Regions from separate parts of the Homo sapiens genome. Here region 1 is linked to region 2. Evidence: read pairs that join two places in POLR2A ChIA-PET (ENCODE). Cell type or tissue: A673. All regions are shown on one strand.

What was found. Peaks named below come from ENCODE experiments on the same cell type or tissue, not always from the same donor. Only the 100,000 strongest peaks of a DNase experiment are listed, where the experiment ranks them.
Region 1: POLR2A ChIA-PET joins it to region 2 with 7 read pairs; 2 of 35 experiments call an interaction of 5 or more read pairs at or near these places.

The regions. Positions count from the first base shown.
Region 1 is chr10:104,321,787-104,324,286 of GRCh38, reverse strand. All of the region lies in intron 1 of ITPRIP (inositol 1,4,5-trisphosphate receptor interacting protein), which reads left to right. It overlaps ITPRIP-AS1 (ITPRIP antisense RNA 1), which reads right to left and starts at 923. Exons shown (of 3, transcript NR_120622.1): 1 at 717-923; 2 at 264-349. RefSeq lists an enhancer at 1-567. In A673, no CTCF peak of the experiment used is centred here; no DNase peak of the experiment used is centred here; H3K27ac peaks cover 1,325 bases.
Region 2 is chr10:104,603,442-104,605,941 of GRCh38, reverse strand. All of the region lies in intron 5 of LOC105378464 (a long non-coding RNA gene), which reads right to left. Among named protein-coding and RNA genes, the nearest start is that of SORCS3, 37 kb to the left of the region's middle. In A673, no CTCF peak of the experiment used is centred here; no DNase peak of the experiment used is centred here; H3K27me3 peaks cover 703 bases.

The DNA of each region.
Region 1 (2,500 bases), 280 kb after region 2:
CCAGAGATGCCCTGGTGGGAGCAGCTCTGAGACCTTGCACTTGCTGGAGCAAAGCCCTTCTCCTGTCCCACTGTCCTGGAAGGATGGGAGCCAATCAGGCTGAGCAGTGACACATTCAGAGCCATTGTTACTGAGCCATTTGTGCTGTGTCCTCTGTCCTGAGTTAGGCAACAAGGAGGGAGTTGGTGGAGACATGTCACTCCCCAGCTCTATCTGCCACCAGCCACCTCCTCCCAATGTGCAATAAGTCAACTCCTACTTACATGTTGGGAGCCTGCAGTGTGCCCAGCCCCGTGCGTGGTACCCTGGGGGCTGCAGGAGAACATTCAGCTTCTTGACCATGCTGGAACTGTAGGTAGGAAGGCAGGGACCGGTGGGTGACACAGTAAAGAGCAGGAAGGTGGCCTGACCTGCAGGAGTTCCAGGAAGGGTGAGATAGGCCAGATCCAGGGGCAGGTGCCTGGAGAAGGGCCCTGAGCTGGCCTTGTGCTATGGGAAGCTGGTGTCACTGCAGCATGGGGCGTGAGCCCTGCTAGAGAGAAGCATGGAATTGAGGGTGAGACAAGTAGGCTGGGCCATGGGAGGAGGGTTTCACGATGGCTCAGACCGCCCGCCCATGAGTTCCAAACTCTAAAACCAAGACTCAGGGTAGAACTCATGCTCCTTTCTCAAAGTCCTGTTTTTCTAAGGCCTGGGAAGCTCGGGAGACAGCCAACCTGGATAATTTTGGTGGTCACCACTGACAATGATGCTGCAGAGGTACCCCCAGGCAGGGGAAGAGGCAGGACCCACTCAGTTTTCCATCAGTCCCTTGAGGGGTTGGAAGGAGACCAGAGGGAGGGGCAGACTCAGCCTAGGTGCTGCTCACATTCAGCCATGCACTGCAGACTCAGGAATCCTAGAGGCCACCCAGTGACCTTCCCAGAACATCAGTCTTCTTCATCTGTAAGAGAGTTTTAATGCAACTACCTAAATGAGGTTGTGACAATTAAATGACAAAACATATGCAGAGTACTTAGCATCCTGCCTAGTATGGGGTACCTGCTTCCTAAATGGCTGGTCATGTAAACATCTTCACCTTTCACCACCCTTCCCCTGTTCTGTGCTGGAATCACTGCCAGGTGCTCCCTGGGAGGGTCCACGGGATGATACCCAGCCTGCCTCTTCTACTCCACCCACCCTCCAGGCCTAGCATGTCTTCTCTTGAGGCCTCGGTTTCTACCTCTGTAAAATAAAGAAACCTAAATTCAACTCTATATTCTGACTTTCTTAAATATTTGGCTTGATTTCCCCCCAACAACTGTGTACCTCATCAGCTGGGGCTGAGAAACTGCAGCACAAGGCCAGGATACAGAAGGAGTTCAGCCCAAACTCATGGCAGTTTGGGCCTCCCTTGGCTCCTTCTTTCTTGGAGGACCCAGAACCTAGTGAAAGGGACCCAAGTCACCCCCAAGGCCTCGGCTAAAAGTGCCCTCCCCTGCCCTCAGCCAGTCCTTTATTCCATTTCGTAAAGGAAACCTATCAGCTACTCCTTTTGGCTCTGAACGTGACGCCAGGGCCAGGCCTTCTTTTGCTGTTGTAATTAGCAGAGCTAATTGCATCTGTCAGGCTGTGTGCTGGGCAAGCCCTTGGCAATTTCCAGGATGTGGGCTGCTGTGACACTGCAGGAGCCCCACCCTCCTACCCAGAGGACGCCTGGTTTGGGAAGGGATGGTTCTCAGACATAAGCGGGCATTAGAATGACCTAGAGGGCTTGTTGAGACACAGATACTGGGCCCAGCCCTGGCATTTCTGATCAGCGGGTTTCAGGTTGCCTGTGAAAATTTGCATTTGTAACAAGTTGCCAGGTGGCACTGTTGCTGCTAAGCACGTTGAGAACCACTGTCCCAGAGGGAATACCAGGTGGCCAAGAAATGGGTCCTGGGCACCCCTGCTGCTTAAGGCTGTGGTCAGTCAACCCTCAGTGGGAGTAGATGGGCAGTGGGGCAAAAGCGGTGTGATGAACAGGTTGTGGGGCCGGACACATGCTCCTACTGTTCCTGGTTGGTTGTAGTAATTCTGTCTGGAAGGAGAGGAGGAGGTGAAGGTGGAGCCAAGGAGTTGCACACTGACATCTCCCCAACAGGTGAGGGCAGGGAGAGCTCCAGACAGGGAGAGGCCTTCAGAGAACAGGAAGGAAGCTCCCTCCCTCCTCTGCATTTTGCAGCCTGTAGCTCACGTGCCTTTTATGCCCCACATCTCATTCTGTCTGGGGACTCCATACGTAGTGGCTGTCTACCTTCCCGCGTGGATTGTAATGCTTTTGCTACCAGGGGTCAGGCCATACTCATCACTGCAGGCCCTGAAGCATCCATCATGTTCCTCGAGCTCAGTATGTGCTCCGTACATGTAGCACAGTGGAAAAACTTGAGCTTTGCTGGCAAAGACAGACAGAATGAGCTTGAATCTCAGCCCAGCTATGGCTTTTCTAGTCCTGTGGCTAGAAAATGACTTAGCCTCT
Region 2 (2,500 bases):
ACATGTTTGCTGCAATTACTTTTTATAATTAAAATGTCATTTTAGCTTGATATGGATCAAAAGTATAACATAGCTAATAAAAACAAAAGAAATGCAAACTTAGGCTGCATACGTAGAATTATATTTTCCAGAAAAGAGATGTTGATCAGTTCATTCCTCTGTACTGGAACAACTACATCAGGGATAATGAATCAAGACCTGAAAACCATGTTTTACATGGGACTTTGACAATTTGGAATGTATATGGGAGTTGGCAAGGATGTGAAGGATCTGAAGGTTAAAGGAACTGGTGAGTATGGCCTGTAAAGAAAAAATATAATGGTCTACATTTGCTTTCTTCATATACATTAAAGGCTCTCGTATAAAAGGGGCAATAGATTTGTGACAGATTGACGATGGCCACAAATTCTTTGACACTCATTCCCTTAAAAGGTGAGAACATATATCCCCTCCCTTTGAAAGTGGATGGTCTCTGATCAACAGACTGTGACACAAGTGACCTTATGCCAGTTTCCAGGCCCAGGCCTTAAGAGACTGGCAGCTTCCATATTCCATATTCCATATTCACTGGCAACACCAATTCTGATGCAGCCAGTGGCCATATTAGAAGCCTGCCTACACTATGACCTCCATGCTATGAGGATGCCTATGCTAGCCACATAGAGGTGCTGCATAAAGTAACTGATGTCTGACCAGCCCCAGATGATCCAGCCATCCTAGTCCAGGCACCAGACATGTGAGTGAAGAAGCTTTCAGATGACACCTTCTGGGTGGACCCATATAAAGGATTACAAACAAGAACCACCCAGGTGAGCCCATCAATTCCAGAATCATGAGATATAATAATAAATCATTATTTTAAGTTATTGAGTGTTAGGATAGTTTGTTACAGAGCAGTAGAAAACTGAAACTCTTGTTATATCTAGCTTGATCTTAGTATAACAAGTTATAGGAGACCCTTGGTGGGGTTTTATGTAAGAGAATAACCATTGATCTTGTGTGATAAGGACTCTGACAATACAACATGGGATTTATGAGGGGTTTGTGGCACCTGAGTCAGTTCAGGGATGACACCTCAAAGTTTTGTTACAAGCTGCTAGAAACTACCACCGGCAAAATAAGACCAAACCATAAAGATAATAGAAGTTGGCTCCATCCTTAGGGATTCCCGCATGGAAAGAGAATCATGAGGAGAAACAGGAAACATAGGGAAATGGTGGGTGAGTCTTCACTAGTGAATTGAGACTAGTTACTGGGCTAGTGTACCTGCTGAGGAAAGTGATGGAGCACTTCTTCCTACTTTGTCAGGAGCGTGCTATCCTACTTTTCTACTTCTATTGATATTTCTTCTCCTTGATATTGAGTCTAAGAGGCGTCAGATCCCAAGTTTAGGGGACTTACCTACCCAATGCATGAAAATGAGTTTCACTATAAGAATTCGGAGATAGTATCTAGGAGGAGGGAGAAGAACTGCATGCTTCCAGAGCATCCTGGCCACAGCAATCCAAAAAAGAGGAGTACCAGAATGTTTTTTAGCATTTTCCCAGGAATGTATTCTGTATACATATTAACTGTATACATATTACATATCTTCAAGACAAATTCTCTCAGAAAATTCACCATAAGAGTACAGTATATTTTACTTCTATATCTACTAGCATATTGTTGAAGAAGCAGCACCTGCTTCAACTGTGGGTTGGCCAAATACGTGGGCGTTATGTCTGACCTTTTCTTTCATCCACAACGCTAAGTTTTGGAGTTGAGTCATCATGGAGCATTCTCTAAGTTTTTCCTCCATAATTTTCTTTTGCAATACCCCTGCTTTTTTCATTCTAAGCATTTATTGCAATGTATAAAATGTATATGTCTTTTCTTGTTCTTTCACTGGCTTTTGCCCCACTAGCCTGTAAGTTTGTGAGGACAAAGACTATGTCCTTGTTCACTGCTATATTCTCAGCACATTGGGCTATACCTAAGACAGTTAAGACATTCAGTAACTATTTGTTAAATTAATAACCAGACTTTTTTTCTTGCTCTCCCTGTTTTTAAGTCCAAGATTCATTTACTGGACACATATTTGAGAAACTTTCCACACACATCAAACTCAGAGAGAAGGGAGAAATAATGAAACTGCAAGAAACCAATCATCAAATTTTCAAAGTTTGGGCTTGATACGTATTCACAAATAACCAAGGGACAGCCACAGAATGGTAGATTAATAATAAATCACTTTCACTGTGATTAATGTTGCTATTTTACCAAACATTGTCATTTAGTCTCTTTTGACGGGACACCACCAAATAGAGGAGAACAATATGACCACTGTGTAGCTGGACAAACTATAACAAGTTTACAATCTTTTGAGTGCTGGATATTTCTGTTCTAGGAATTCATATTTAAATCAGATTTTGAACAGATGAAAGGAATGTACAATTAAAGTTAGCTTGAAGAGAGAGACAGGCAATTTTGCCCCCATGGAAAACAACTGGGCCTTTGGCAG